Regions from separate parts of the Mus musculus genome. Here region 2 is linked to region 1. The links are chromatin loops, found by intact Hi-C in ENCODE. Cell type or tissue: left cerebral cortex. All regions are shown on one strand. Links, peaks and the distances in the headings refer to the core of each region. The heading gives the core; the rest is flanking DNA.

Region 1 (8,095 bases), core at 1,908-5,907:
GCCCCTCTAGAAGCTCTCTTGAACATTGTCACTGGTTTTCCTTTAAATAGGGCCACATGGACAGTTGTCTTGTTTATTGGCGGTAATGCTAGAACACAGAATTTCATCTCAGCTCACTTGCAGTGGAGGAGCTTGTGCCCATTCTAAGGTCTTCTGTGTCCATGCTTAGTCCCTTGGCTGTGGTCATGGATGAAATGGAAGGCTATTTTTAAAAACGTGTTCTCCTCAAGGGGAAGAATTATCCATCTATGTTTCATTGATATTATACTGACTGTGAGACAAGCATTAGTTATTTAATTTATGAATAGAAGTGAGTCATCTCTGAGCAGGAACTATGATGGGCATGTTGTTTTCCCGTTTGCTACAGGCAAGCATGAAGTGTTCATGGGTACCTCGATGATCATGAGTCATGAATGATAATAGTTAATCCATGCTCCAGTTAATTATTACAACTTCAGTTGTCATTGCAGCGTAACCTAGCCTTAAGCTGGCCAGTAAATACATCTTGAAATCAGGTGCTAGCTAATTTCCTATCAGTGGTCAGATTTTGGAGTGAGCTTAGACATTGTTGATATGTTTTAGAATAGTCTGGCAGGAACTTAAGGTAACAATAGATGGCTTCCTCAATTATCCCAACTCCTTTTCTCCTCTTGGACAAATGAGGTCCTGATGGAGGTATGGTGGGAGTGTCATAAAGCCATGAAAAACAAGTTATCATAGCTTTCTCCATCAATGCCTGCCTAACTTTAGCCATGGAATCTCTGAGAACCTTAGGGATTTTGTGTAGGCTCTATGTTCTAGAAGTGGAGAAGCTGGAGTGTTCTGTAAGGAGCAGTAGCATTATTCTCTCACACTGGGCCATCTTACTTTGCCACAGCTCAGAGTGTGTGTCTGCTCCCCTGCTCTCTTTGTCTACCATGGCACAGCACCTCCTGCTTCTTACCAATTTCCTTTCTCAGGACACAGTACTGTGAAGGTCGAGGACCACAGTTGTTTCCTTGCCAGTGATATTTGTAATAATGCCCGGAGTGTGGCAGATAATCCATAATGACTCTCAGCCTACAAATGGTAAGTGAGGGCTAACCCAGTCCACCATGGCCAGCCTATGCTTCCTGAAAATGATCTCTTTCTAGAGAGAGTCGGAGCTTTGTATTGGGTCCAGTATCTGTTCATAGCTCTGTTGTTAGGGCCACAGGGGCTATAGGGTCTTTTTCAGTTAATTATTAGAATATTTATGCACCTCATGTCCCTTCCTCATACAGAATTACTTTCTCCACATTGACATTACATCCTTAAATTAAGTTTTCTCCATATTTGGCCTGCAGTTTAACCCACTGGCAGAGACACACTCAGAACACTGAGGCATGACTTGGGGGTAAATGCTACCATTATTCTTTTGAAACAGGTGTTTCAGATATAACATAGGGGACCCACTTTATTTCCAAATGTCTTACTGTAAGCATGGCCCATGAAGTATAGAAACCATTCATCTGAACTTCTGATTTAATTCTAGTTTTATTTGTTTCTGCTGTGTCAGAAAGGCATCTGTGATCTAACAGAAATATCAATGAGCCCCGTATGGAGTAAACTTCTTATCAGAGCCCTTGATTATGAAAGAAGTGACTAAAAGTAAAACAAAACAAAATAAAAACAAACCAAACCAAACCAACCACATAAGCATGTGATTTCAGTGGTAAATCCTGCGAAGAGAATTAAGGTAAGAACACATCAATGTGACTGAGAAGTGTCATTTTAGAGAAAGTGACCAAGAAAGGCCTCTTTGAGGAGATGAGGCATGCACAGAGCTCCAGGGAGAAAAGAGGCAGAACCAAAGTCAAGGTTTGAAAAGTAGTATTCTAAGCAGAGATAATGGCACGAAGGCAGAGTGCTGAAAGTCTGAATCAGAACTAGCAGCTCGAGTGTGAGTGGTAAGGCAGGTGAACAGAGTCGTGGGAGCCAGGAAGTACACAGCATGAGAAATTGTGAGGGCAGGTGAGGTGGCTCAGTGGGTAAGGATGCTTGCTGGAAAGCCTAGTAACATGGATTCCGACTCTCACTGAGAAAGCGAGCCAGCTTCTGGGAGATGTCCTCTGACAGTTACATGTGCACCCCACGGCATATACGTGTGTACGTGTGTACACACAACAAATGACAAAGAATGTTTTGATTGTTTTCCTGTAAGGACAAGGGATATCCGTGAAAAGGGACTGACGACTGAATGAGGAAATGATAGGACTTGATTCAACTTTTGGGAAAGATGATAGAATTTGATTCAATTTTGGATGGTGCAGTGGAGGAGAGATGACGGAGCAAATAAGTGGACAACTGACCCAGCTGTGAGACAGTTGCAGAAGTCCTGGCTCCCACTGAGTACACAGTGTGAATCCCACCAGGCTATTTCCAGTCCCTTTAAAGACACCTTGTATCCTAGAGGAAGAATATGGGCTCTGAATCCAAATAGCATTGGGTTTGAATATAAATTTTGTCAACTAGTATCTGTGGGATATTGGACCAAATTTCTAACTGCTGAGAGAGAGGAAGTAGGGTAGGTGGAAGAATGGAGAGAGAGGAAAGAGAAGAAGAAGAAGAGGAGGAGGAGGGAGAGAAGGAAGAAGAAGAGAAAAGAGGAGGAGGAAAGGAGAATCATCATCATCATCACCACCATCATCATCACCATCACCATCATCATCACCATCACCATCATCACCATCACCATCATCATTAGTAGCAGCTCATCCCCAGACTGTTTGGGAAACTAGAGTATCGAGTACTAGTACAATGCTTTGATATTTCCTAGCACATCAAAGTGCTCTATGATTTTGGCTATTATCATTACTCAGTGTAATGTGTTGTTTCTAGCCATAGGGCATAGTTGTCTGCTCACTGAGCTAGTGTTTGCCCATCTTTTGTTTTGTCTGCATCACTGTAGAAAGCACTTATCATTTTTGTCATATCCTAGTGGGCAAAACAAACGATTGGTCCAGCTCAGGTTAAGGATAGGGGGACATACTGTCTGAAGGTAATGTTATACTGCATGTGATCTGCCACCAGACATCTAGAACATGTGTCAAATGCCCAGTTCCTGGTATTGAAGTCCACAAACACTTTGGTCCTAAGACAGTTCAGCCTCTTATTATGGACTTCAGGGGTGTGTGTGTGTGTGTGTGTGTGTGTGTGTGTGTGTGTATGCATGCATGTATGTGAGAGAGAGAGAGAGAGAGAGAGAGAGAGAGAGAGAGAGAGAGAGAGAATGAGTATGAAAAAATGTATTTTGAGTGTATTGCAAGTGTGAGAGTGAATGTGTGTGTGTGTGTATGAGAGAGAATGTGTGTGTGTGTGTGTGTGTGTGTGTGTGAGAGAGAGAGAAATAGAGAGAAAGTTAAAGAGTATATGAGTATGAGACAGTGTGTTGTGATTGTGAGTGTGTGAGAGTGTGTGTGTGTGCATGTGTGTGTGTGTGTGATCGAAGTGTTGAGGATCGAAGCCGCAGTTTTGTGTATGCAAAGCCAGTGCTCTACCACTGAGCCATAGCTTCCGTCTTCAACTTTGCTTTTGCAAGCCTCACTTTTGCTGTTCAGAACAATGGCCGACTCCTTGACTCCGATCTGCTGCCTTCTAAGTGGAAAGGTTGCTTAATGCATCGTGTCCGCTGGGAGTGCGATGAGTGGTGTGGGAAGGAGCCCTCAATAGACTGTAAGCAGCACTGGTTTCTCAGTGGTGAGAATACCTGCCAGTCATCTCATCCAAGCAGCGTGGGCGGGGCTCCAGCTCTGGCTGTCAGCATCAGATGCTTTTTATGCTGTCACCCTTGCTTTGCCACCATGATGTCACTCAAAAAAGGGAGTCCCTCCCTCTGCCCATGAATAAGGCCTTCTCTGCCAACACCAATTCCAGCTGTGAACATGTAATCAGCTCTTCTATGGCCCCCAAAGGGTAGTCCTAGAGGCCCAAATTTAATTTTCATGCATATTTGTCCCTCCTTCTACTTTTATGCAAACATGACTTTGTCGCCAACACAGCGGCCAACTGTTTTGTTTGGATAATTGCTCTAAGTCAACCCTGAGCTACAGGGAGCCCCCTTTTCCAGAAAGCACCCTTTGGTTAATTTTTGGTTAACCAGATTATGTCCTTCAGGCTTTTCAGAACACTTCCTGTAAACATTTGGCTTATTTTGAGACAATTTGATACCCATGTTAGGTTTGTTATTGCCTACATTGATTAGATCATTTGGAAGAAGCCAAGAAATGGGAGCTGCATAGCTCACAGGTCATCCTATATGGCTCTTTTTTTCTTCCCGTAGTTCTCTGGTTTTCTTACTGCAGCCATTTGGTCTTAGAATGACTGGGGCAATTTGTGGCTATAGTAGTGAAGAGAGGACTTGGGAGAAGACTGCTTGTAAGACAAAGATCTTGTTTTTATAGAAATGAATAGTAACTCTGAAGTGAGGACTAGACATACGGAAAAGAATAGAATATGAAGAGAGCATTTTAAAATAGGCAGTCCTCAGCACTGCTCCATATGGCTCAGCAGTATTTAGGGGAGCACCAACCAGTGGCAGCTGCAGATTCACTCTTGGGAGCTTGGGACTCAGTTCACAGAATGGTTCTTTCCAGTTGGTCCTGACTATTTCCTTTGTCTGCCTCCTAAGTCTAGTGCTTGTAGATTTGTGGGGGTGAGTTAAATTCATGAGTTATTAAAACTTGCAATTCTTGTAAATTTTGTCTTATTCTTAATGGAGTTGAAATGACTTGTAAGTCAGCATCTCATCTAGTCAGCTGGGACCACATGACAGCTAACTATAGATTCATAGCCCACTTTAAGGTTTAGACCTAACAGTATTGCTCATAGCTGAAACACAGATCAAAGAAAGAGACGATACAGGATATTAAAATGCCACTGTCTAAAAAAACTCGGTTCAGATACTTAGGTCTCAAATTATACCCAATAGTCACATATACTCAGATATTTTTCTAGTTTTTGCTATCAATGTGGACACTAAATGAGTTTTTAGAATTTTTATAGATAAAAATGCATCTTGATAGCCTTTTGTGTGTCATAGAAAATGAGGGTAATATTTAACTCACTAAATATGAATCTAAGGCAGGTTGAATGATCATATGTTATGTGCCAGACTTATTGAAAGAAAGGTGCCTTTTTAATATCCTGGGCTGGGTGGATCTCAGTACCTTTGGACACTGTCTTTGTCTTTTCTTGATTTTGATCTGAAACTTGGGATTTGAAAAATAAATAAAATCAGTGGAAACACACACCTCCACACAAGTTAATGGATCTGTTTGTTTGTTTGTTGTTTTGTTTTTGTCTATTCCATTGGGTTTCTGTTTTCTATATATGAGCATCAGGAATTGTCATTATGCTGTTTGGGCTATAATCACACTGCTGTCTTGACGTCTGTTTCATCTTTTGTCTGATCAACTGACTTCATTTTTTTTTTCTGTTGCTAAACTGTATTTTTTTTTTTGGCTGAGTCTATGGGGTGTTTGGCTTTGTGTAGACATAGTGGCACTGAAAGTTGCCCCCTAATTCAATAATTCACCATGAAGACTGGTTTTTATTCTCATTGTGTTGAACAGGCATCTAATCAGCCATTAATTTCCTCTTTTCTGGATGAACAGAATAACTATTTCTGTCTTCTTTTCTGATGAGAGACAGGCAGAGAGGCTTGGGGCTGCTCTAAATGAGCAGCAGGGACGTGTAGGGTTCAGCTACAGGGGAAGGGTGGGATAGAAACGGGTCACAATTTCAGGGGGTCTTGGGGCATTAATTGAATATGAACCATGGATTGTGAAACAATATTTTGGATATTTTATGCGGAGCCTAGAAGGTTGGGCAACCTTACAGAAGTAGCTTCATTTCTTCAAGCCTGCTTCTTCCCCATCTGTAGAACGGGGCAGGTAGAATGGAGCTGAGCACAGTTTTACAAATCCACAGCAAACAGGTGATCTCATACTCTCTTTGACCTGGTGCCTTGCCACTATTATTCTTTATGAATTCAGCTAAAAATTGTGAAGCACTGAGCCACATTTATGAGGATGGAAAGTCTTTCCAGTGCATCAAGTATGTGTCACAGCGCTCCCATCCATGCAGGCACACAGATGAGACAGATGGTGTCTCACAAAGAGACATTTGTGGAAGTGATGCTAAGCTCACAAATAGAGTTGTGGCAGATCAGACGCAAGAACAAAGCCGAGCTTTATTAGAACTACTTTGATTTGAATGACATTAGTGAGAGGGAGAGGTGAAGCATACATCTAAAATACATGGAATCTGGGGTAAGGTGGTCCTCGGGGAAGATGTGACCCAGAGGCTTTTGAGCCCATAAGAATCTCTGTTTTCACCTCCTGTTCTTATTACATGCCGTTATTTTTCTCACTGAAGTCACTTGTATATAGTTCTAAAATCTGGATGTCAATATCTCCCTGAGCATACTTCTGGCATCTACCTTTATGAAGGTCCAAGATGTGGCCGTTGAGGCCTTAAGACCAGAAGGCCCACTGAAGGAATCTGATCAGTCAAGTGTGACTCAGTTTCACAAACCTGGACCTATTAACTCTCACCAAAGAGTAGGATACCGTCTTGGAGACTTGCCTTCCTTGTAGCTAGAAAGAGAAAGATCTAAGAACAAGAAGAAGGCTTCTGTTTCAGACCTTAAGAATTGTGGGATTGCAGATCCTGGAGGGGGGACTGGAAAAAGAAATGATCATAGTGTAGTTTAATAAGGTGTTAAGGTAATGGTTTGAACTCTTAGCATGGCTATGTTCATGTGTTTCTTTAGTGACTATTTATAGAGAATTTGTAGCGTGTAGCACACTCAGGCACTCTGTTAGATTCAGAAAATAATAAAGATGAATATTCTTTTCTTTAGTTGGTTGTTCCCCGGCCCCAGCCCCTTTAACAAATGGAATGCGCATTGAAAACTTTTGGTTACAATGTGTCTAGTCAAGTTTTTCCAGAGAGCCATTTGGGAGACAAGGAAAATTATTTGAGCCTCAACAGAAGGCTGGAGTTGCACAAAAGGCTTGGTGCTTTTTCTTCTGGCTTTGAAGAGCCAACTCTGTTTTAGCAGGACGATTTTTCTGAGTAGAGAGGAGGCTCTATGCTAAGACAAGTGGGTGTGTGTGTGTGTGTGTGTGTGTGTGTGTGTGTGTGTGTTTGTGCATATCTATGTCCATATATTCACACACATAGGTATCAGAGATAGACTTTTTCAAAATATTTCTCAAAATATATAACTAATCTTCTTAGAAACTGTCACTTATGATTTTTATCCCTTCGTCCCTCTGTCCCTCCCTCCCTTATTTTCTCCTTCTCACCCATCTCTCTCTCTCTCCTTACAGAAGACCACTTGCTGGGGTAGGTTCTTTCCGTCTACCATGTGGGTCCTGGGGACTGAGCTCAGGTGTGTAGCGAGTGCCTTGATGTGTTGCGTTTTGGTTGATGTCTGAATATTATCTTCTCCCTGTTCTTTATCAAATGTCTTCTGAAAGAAGGGCACAGGGACCAGTGAGGATTCAATGCCTTATTTGCAAGATAATAAATGCGAATTGTTGCGGTGCCAAGTAGTTTCTTCACATGCCTGAGAATTTCTGTCTTTTTACACAAACATTTTTCAGGTCAAGTATTGGGGGTATAGACCTGCAATACCAGCACTTGGGAGGTTGAGGCAGGAGGATGGAAAATTTGAGGCTATCTATAGAGATCCTGCCTAAATATAAACTAGGAAAAGAAAGGGAGAAAAGAAGAAACATATTTTAAGTAAAAAAAAAAAAATAATGTTCCACTCAGACTTGAATCTTATTTTAATTTTGTAAGTTGCCATTTATACCTAAATGTTTCTAGAGCATCCACAGTGATAAAATAAACATTCTGCTTCTCTTCTCGGGCGTGGAGTGACTGTGAAAGACAAGATTATCAACAAGCACTTTTAAACATTGAAAGTTATAATAAAACAAGTCCAGCAAACTGTGAGAACACACAGTGCAAGGATCCAACTGGAAAAAGAACCCAGAGAGGATTAAGATGGTTACAGGGGAAAGGACTGGGGAGAACATTCCAGAAGGAAGGGATGCCTCCCCTG
Region 2 (8,095 bases), core at 2,799-6,798, 290 kb after region 1:
TCCCAATTGGGGTCGAGGCACACCATTTCCCTATCTGTCAAAGCTGTTATGAGAATGAAGTCAGAAGTCACTGATGAGTTTCCCTTGTAAAATGCCCTATGCACATCAGGAGCTGCTCTTTCATTCTTCCAACTGGCAGAACACAAGGAGTCTTCTGTCCTGTGATGGGGGAAGGCCATACATTGGGCCACGTGTGGTACTGCTCAGAACACGGACAAGGGGAACATTTATCTTATCTTTAAACATGATAAGGGACTTAGTCTCCGCACTTGGTTTTTCTTGTATTATCCTTGAGCTGCACCATATTATAAGTTGGTTCTTGTTTGCATTCAGTGCTGAGAAGATGTAAAGGGAGAAGGCTTTCCTAGTGAGCCTTTGGAAGTGCTTCCTAGATGATCAGAGACTGTGCCTTTAGTGTTTTGGAATGTTAAGTTTCACTCACATTCATTCTCTCTGTCTGTGTCTGTGTCTGTGTCTGTGCTGTGTCTGTGTCTGTGTCTGTGTCTGTGTCTGTGTCTGTGTCTGTGTCTGTGTCTGTGTCTGTGTCTGTCTGTGTCTGTGCTGTGTCTGTGTGTCTGTGTCTGTGTCTGTCTGTGTCTGTGTCTGTGTCTGTGTCTGTGTCTGTCTGTGTCTGTGTCTGTGTCTGTCTGTCTGTCTGTCTGTCTGTCTGTCTCTCTCTCTCTCTCTCTCTTTCTCTCCTCTCTGATACAAGGTTATACCATGTAGCCCTGGCTGTCCTAGATGGAACTCACTCTGTAGACCAGGCTGGCCTTAAACTCAGGGATCCTCCTGCCACTGTTTCTCAAGTCCTGGGATTAAATGCATGAGCCGCTACCACCCAGCTAAACTAGGTTTTCCATGAAACAATATTTTAATAAAGTTGTGTTTATAGAGGCTTTTAAATGAGGGATAAAGAGAAAAAAAATGCAGTTAAATCTTGGACTCTGACTTTTGTCACAATATTTTTAGTGCAGTCATCAAGTTGGAGGAGTTTTGAACCCAAGAACCCCAGGTGCTCCAAGAAAAGGGGGTTTACAGCTCCTGCCAGCCACAACACAGAACCTGGAGGGTAAACTCCCCTAAGCCCATGCTAGGTGCTATCCTACCCAGGGAACATAAAAAAGCACATCCCTAAGTGATGGCCCCTTGTCAGGCACGCCCTTTCCCAGGTCACTTTGGTGTGAGTGCTAGGTGTGCAGCAAAGGTGGAGAGGGCCACTCTCCTGGACAGAAGAGCAGGAGCCTCACATTGGCTCTGGCTCTGCAGCTTGGTCCTAACAGCCTGGCCTGCACCTGCATCAAGAACTCCAGGCTCCTAATGAAGCTATTCACTTTTTCAATATGTCTTAAAAAGAAAAGAAAAAAAAAGTTGGAGAAAAACGAAACAAAACAAGCACAAAGTATATTTTATTGTGGCTTTTGGGATAAGGAGGGAGGGTGGGGGGACTGAGGGGGCAGTAATTTGCAGTCACCCTCACAGGAGCTTTTGAAGTTCTCCAAATAAGAAGAACTAATGCCGACTCTTTATTATTTTTTCTAAAGCCCCATTTACATTATGATTAAATACCTTCCTTGGATAAGCATAAAGAAAGTCGTTAATCTATATAGCTCTCCAAAGAATCAATACATTCTAAACTTTTGTAGGATTTGTTACACTCTATTTTCTTGTTACAGTAGGCCGGCCAGCTCTGTCTAGGCACATGGGTCTTCTTCCCCCAGCACCCCCCTCCGCACCTCCTCCAAGAATGAAAACAAAGCAAAGGTCTTTCACCGTAAACAAAACCAGCTGATTCTTCACAGAGAACCCCTGAATAGCTTGAGAAGAAGAAGAAGAAGAAGAAGGAAAAAAAAAAACTTACAATAAATGGTGCATTTTTTTCTCTGCTGGGTATAGTATTCAAGGATCAGGGCAGTATTCAAACAGAGGTCCATTTTTTTTGCTCAGCAAGAGAGTTTAGAAAAGAAGCGTGGGGTCCATTCAGAGCTTCCCCCTCACAATCACAGGGCTCTGTGAAACCTATCTTCCATGCCTTGTCAGAGTGTTTCTGGGGACCAATTAGCGCTTTGTTGCAAGGCTTCTTTGCTGAATCTTTGAGCAGCAGGAAAAAGCGCTCTTGAGTCTCCCCTTATTTTGACCATTTCAGTCATTACTCAGTGTAATAATTAATATGACAACTGGACGCTCCGGTTTGTATAGAAACACCTCAGCGACAGGAGCGAGTTTGCAGTGGGTGGTAATGAGCCGCACATCGGCTCCAGAAGCCACACACACAAAAAGGGAATGAATGGCGACAGAGAAAGAGAAGGAATAAAGATAAAATAGTTGGCACAACGCAGAGGGACATAAAACAGACTGGAACGGGGAGAGGGAGGAGGAACCGGGACAATTAGAAGGGGAGGGGTAAACACCCTGTGGAGGTTAACTTATTTTGAAACTGTTTTGTGAATAGAACCGTGGACGTGAGTGGCCAGATTTCAGTCCATCGCCCCCACCCTGTCCCCCGCCCCTTTATAGACCATCTTGGAACGAGGGGGTGAAAGCAGAGTGGGGACAGGGGCCGCTGCAGTCGTTAAATTGTTCTCAGACTCCTGGAAAGCTCACACCCTGGCTACCAACCTCAAATCCCACTCACTTGGTGCTCAGCAAAAGCCAAGTTATCTTGGAGGGACCAGAGCTATCCTACCATCCCGGGGATGAATGTAGGGGAAAAGACATTTCAGACGTGCATCAGCTCTGCACAGTCTACTGCTGCAGGGTCCGGAGCTAGCAGGGAGCTCTTGGGTAGCAGCGCAGCTACTGAGGTCCTAGTCTTGTGCTCTGCGCCCCTGGGCTGCGACCCCTATGGGATGGCATAATAAATTATTAGAGCATTTGAGTGTGTTGAGCGCAGCTCATGCTAATGAGGCAGATAAGAGCTTACCACTAAGCCCAGGAACCAAACAAAATCTCCCTAAATCCAAACTCTGCTGTTTCTGCCCCACCTTCATTCTGGAATTTCTGTCCCAAACCTTTTCCTTAATTCTGATTTTTTGCACACACCTCCCCTCCTTCAGCCACCCACTCTTCATTCCTTTCATCCAGGTGGAACTCCTTGTGAAGCCACCGCACTGCCTGCCCACTCTGAAGGTTTGCTCCCAGCCACATTGCTCAGTAAGATCACCTCTGTGACACTTTTCTTTATACAACATGGAATGAACCCTAGCTCATATCCTTAGAGTAGAACTGGAAAGCTCAGGAAATCCGGAGTTTCTGCAAGCCTGCAGATGCTTCCAGATTCAAGGGGCTAGGGGAACCTTCTGGTGGATGAAGAACAGGGGCGCCTGGCTCCCAGGAGTTCCCGATCTGCTCCTACAGCCCCCCTGAAAGGTGGGACAGTTAACCTAAGTGTCTGAGGTCAGTCGTGTGTCCCCATTGTGTGGCCACGCGTCCTATGTCCATCAGCACTTCCCCAAAGTCCAGACTCAGACTGACTCCTTGTGGTGCAGCCTGGGAGTTCCTTAGCTTATCAGTTAGTGGGCTCTCCACTCTCTCCACTTCAGGCAAACCTGAATGCTGCTCCTGAGGGCCAAATGGAAAGTTTACTGGTAAGTAATAGGTTTCAGAGGAGGCACAAGCAGGCCAGTTACATCAATCTTGCCTGCCTGGTTCTTCTGGGCCGCTCTTCCATAGGCCCATTTGTAGCACAAGCAAGAGACAGAAGCCAGTCAATTTTCAGTGTGTGTGTGTGTGTACTTGCTCGCTCGCTCGCTCATGCATGGATTCAAGGGTAAGTTTTTAATTTTATTTTTTGTTTTTCATTTATTCACTTTACATTCTGCACACTGCTCCTCTCTCAGTCACCCTTCCCATCCCCTCTCTCCTTCTCCTCTGGGTGGGTGGATCCCCTTTGGGTTTCCCCACACCCTGATATATTAAGTCTCTGCAGATTTCCACGCATCCTCTCCCACTGAGGCCAAACAAGACAGCCCAGCTAGAAGAACACATCCCACGGACAGGCAACAGCTTTGGAGGAGCCCTTGCTCCAGTTGTTTGGGACCCACACAAAGATCAAGCTGTATGTCTGCTACATACGTTCATGGAAGCCTAGGTCCAGCCTGTGTATGGTCTTTGGTTGGTGGTTCAGTTTCTAAGAGCCCCAAGGGCCCAGGTTAGTTGACTCTGTTGGTCTTCCTGTGGAGTTTCTATCCCTTTGGGACCTCCTTCACGCCCGTCCCTGCAATCCTTCCTAGGGGGTAATTTTAACATGGATATTTCATGTTCATGAAACCTCAAACAGCAACAAAGACAAGATTTAAGGGCTTACTCTTTATAAAATCCCGACACTGCCAAGCACACAGAACCCACAAGAGATGTGTGATAAATATAACACTCACACTGACACATGCAGCAAGATGCACACTTCAGTCCTGTCAAGTGTGAGAAAATCCTATTTAATCGGAAAGTCGATTTAAGCTGCTATAATCATTGCTCTAACAGAACTGTGGCAAGTTTGAAAGGAGGACAGCAGGTCACAGTCGCTGCTTCCCGTGAAGCTGTAGTTGGAATAGTCATCGTAGAAGGGAAGAAAGTCTGTTAAGACGCAGCAGGGCAACAAAGGGCAGCGGCCCTGTTCCTCCATCTTCCTTTTATCTCTAGACTCCACCCCCAACATACCCGAATACCACCCCCCCCACACACACACATGTAAATTTCAGGTAAAATCAATGAGTTACAATTGCATGCATTCTCAAATTACCTAGAGTCTCTCTCTTAAGCAGATGTTCTGACAGTGTAGAAAATACAAACTGGACCACACAACCCTCTAGTGACAGTCATGTTCCCCTTTGAACTCATACATATATTAATTTTTTTTTGCTAGTCTTTTTTCTAAAATAACCTCCAGGGGCAAATGACATCACCCTCCTCCGCCTTCATTGTGTGGGCAATGAAGGTGGTGCTCAAATTATGGGTCCTGCTAGTCAGAAGGTATTCTGGAGTCAAATGGTTAGTGCTAGGGACCAGGGTAAATGCCAGGTCTTTGGTGCATCGTGACTAGCGTGCAATGGAATGAAACACCATTGCTCACCACAGCTTTGCTAGAGAAACAGGATACTCACATGTAACTAGACTGGTTTCTCATCCCGAATTCGAGGACCTGGTAATTAATTGACGTGTCTTCCTTTGCGCGACGTGTGGGTCGCCTGCCACCTGCTGGTCATTTGTTAAAATGAAGCAGGAACCGTGGAAGGGAAAATCTGTAATGAAAAAATGTAATTCCACATCACTCAGTTCAATTAATTAATTCTTCTTTGTGCAATGCAGTTTAACCATAGAGCACCATGAGGTATGGGTCCCATCCATTAGGATGGCCACATTACTATATCTAAGATTCTCTCTCTCTTTCTCTCTCTCTCTCTCTCTCTCTCTCTCTCTCTCTCTCTCTCCCCCTCTCTCTCGTATGTGTGTACACATGTGCATATGTGTGTATATGTGCCTGGAAGCCAGAGGACACCTTCTTCATCAGTCAGGCTCCCCCTTAATTTTTGACGCAGTATCTCTCACTGAGTCATTAGCTCATCCATTTGGTGAGACCTTCTGGCCATTGAGCTCCAAGAATCTTTCTCTTCCCTTTCTCCCTACCACTACTGTGACTGGTTTTTATTTTATTTTACTTTTGCTGTTCTGAACTTGGCTCCACATCTTTGAGCTGCAAGAGCTTTATAGACTGAGTGAGCCATCTCTCTGAACACGTGAGGTGTGCTTAGCAGTCGGACTTGGAAGCTTCATCTCATGCCTACCCAAATATGACTAGACACATTTTCTATGTGTTCTCACAACAAGCCACATTTCCTAAGCCAAGGATGGGAACTGCCTCACTTGAAGCACGCCAAGTGGGAGGGCAGTGACAATCAGTGAAGGCCGAATCTTTCCTAATAAGAGATTTGTATTTGTCCTGCAAGGTCAGGTACCCTGGTGGTTTGAGGGCAGGGGAAATGGGTACGGTATTTTGGAGATGGATTTTCCTAATGGCCCTAGTAATTGGTCAGAAACCTGAATCAGAGGGAAAGAGGCCAACAGACAGCTTGCTCCATGTTAGGGATATCTCGTTCTTGCCTTCACTTGCACTCCACTGAGTCGTCCAGTGGAGGCTACTTCTTGGCCTGGCTATGACATCATCCTCAGGCTCCTCTCTATCCACATCCCTACTCGATCTCTTTCCAGCATCCACTACTTTCTTCCCATTAGGTTCCTTTGCAACTCAGTTCAGAGAAGCTTAATCAAGATTACCCTGTAGATTTATAACCGCCAACCTTTCCTGGAGTCATCTCTAGAGAAACCACGTCCACACTCTTCAGTACCTCATCCTCCATTATGGGCATTTCTCTTTCTCTCTCCATTTTATTATGTTTTATTTTTACTATATTTTATTTGCATCATTTAAAACAAATTTTATATTTAAATATATTTTGATCACACTTGTCCCCTCCCCCAAGTCCCAGATCCTCGCCTTCCACCTCTACCCACTCGACTTTACATTCTGTCTCAAAAGCCCAATACAATAATAGAATCTCCGCCCAAACCAAGAAAAAATATCCCCCAAACGTTCCACTAAACTATAACCAAATAAAACACACAGAGAAGAAGCCTGTGGAGCACCTTCTACGCTGGGCAACTCTGCCTGAGCATGAGTCCTGTCGTGAAGTAGTTGATGTACCTAGTGTCACCATATATGGATTTTTCTGTCTCCTAGCCAGTATAAGTGACAGTTCAATTGTTAACGTTTACTCCAGTGGCAAGGGCATTCATTCATTCATGTTTTTAAAAATATGACAAAATAAAACATAGTAAGATTAAAGACAAAAACCTATCAATTTAGAGTTGGACAGACAAACCAACAGAAGGAAAGAGCCCCAAAAGAATGAAAATCAGGAATCCAGTGGCTTACTCACTCAGGAATCCCATAAGAACACCAAACGGGAAGCTGTAATATGAACACAGACTGTTCACACTATGAACTGAGGCAGACCTGTTCAGACCCTGTGCATACTGCTTTACTCTCTGTGAGTGCATAAGAGCTTTGCCCATGGAGATTTAGAGCAGAGGTTCTTAATTGGGGAGTTGTAAGTCCTTTGAGAATCGAATGACCTTTGTGCATGTCAGATGTTTTCACTGCAATTCATAACTGCAGCGCTGTACTGTAGTAAAACTACAGTTATGAAGTAGCAATAATAAATACTCTTGTGATTGGCGGTCACCACAATATGAGGAACTGTATTAAATCATCGTAGCATTATGAAGATCTTGATTTGGAGGGGCTTGTTTTCATGATGTCCTTTTCCCCTCTGGCTCTTACACTGTTTCTGCCTTCTCTTCATGGTTCTCTGAGGTCTGAGTGGAGAGATTTTTAAACAATTTGTAAACAACAAAAACTTATTTGACTCAAGGCCTATTCCACGAGTTATAAACCACATCCCCAACATTGCTTGGGTGACCAAGAATCTAAAACTAGATAGCCCTGGGAGCTTAGGGGAAAGCCAAATACTACTGTTTTGTTTTTGGTCTGTTGGTTCCAAGAAAACTGTAGTGATAAAATGACTCCTAATGATATTTTACTATTCTCATAAATCAGTGCCTTGTTCAGCCATTGTCAAAGAAACTCCCTCCTACAGTAGACAGGAACAGATATAGAGACCCACAGCCAGACATTAGCAAAGAGTGAGAGACCTTGGAACACACAGTCCTAAATAGGATGTTTCCATCAAATCTATCTCTTGATCCCATGCTTAAGCCTGCATCATAGATGCAATATCTTTATTAAACCACAACTATGCTCACAAAACAAGAAAATAAAAATGGCTCTTTAGTTTCACCCCAAAAGAAAGGTTCTCATATCTTGACTCTATGGTGAACTTTGTCCCATTTATCTCCCACCCCTTCACCAAAGGCCCTCAATTTCATGGTTCATAGTTCTGATTCTCAGAGGCACTCAAGACTGAGACATTCACCAATGACTTCATTTTGCTCAGCGAATCAGATCCTTTAAGCACCTGATTGGCACAATGTGTTAGGCGCTACTCTTCTGTGATGTTTGATCTTAGTTGTCAACATAAATGAA

The links. A loop is a pair of places that touch in the nucleus more often than their neighbours do. Peaks named below come from ENCODE experiments on the same cell type or tissue, not always from the same donor. Only the 100,000 strongest peaks of a DNase experiment are listed, where the experiment ranks them.
Region 2: it touches region 1 in a loop (2.3-fold over the local background); 6 of 42 quality-filtered maps call a loop at or near these places.

The regions. Positions count from the first base shown.
Region 1 is chr10:87,205,127-87,213,221 of GRCm38, forward strand. All of the region lies in intron 4 of 1700113H08Rik (RIKEN cDNA 1700113H08 gene), which reads left to right. Among named protein-coding and RNA genes, the nearest start is that of 4930555G07Rik, 21 kb to the right of the region's middle. In left cerebral cortex, for the core only: no CTCF peak of the experiment used is centred there; DNase peaks (open chromatin) are centred at 3,765 and 4,523.
Region 2 is chr10:87,499,034-87,507,128 of GRCm38, forward strand. It overlaps Gm29915 (a long non-coding RNA gene), which reads right to left. Exons shown (of 3, transcript XR_871928.2): 2 at 5,097-5,234; 3 at 3,795-4,225. Among named protein-coding and RNA genes, the nearest start is that of Gm29915, 4.9 kb to the right of the region's middle. In left cerebral cortex, for the core only: CTCF peaks have their summits at 3,478 and 5,194 (motif pointing left); DNase peaks (open chromatin) are centred at 3,499, 3,933 and 5,164.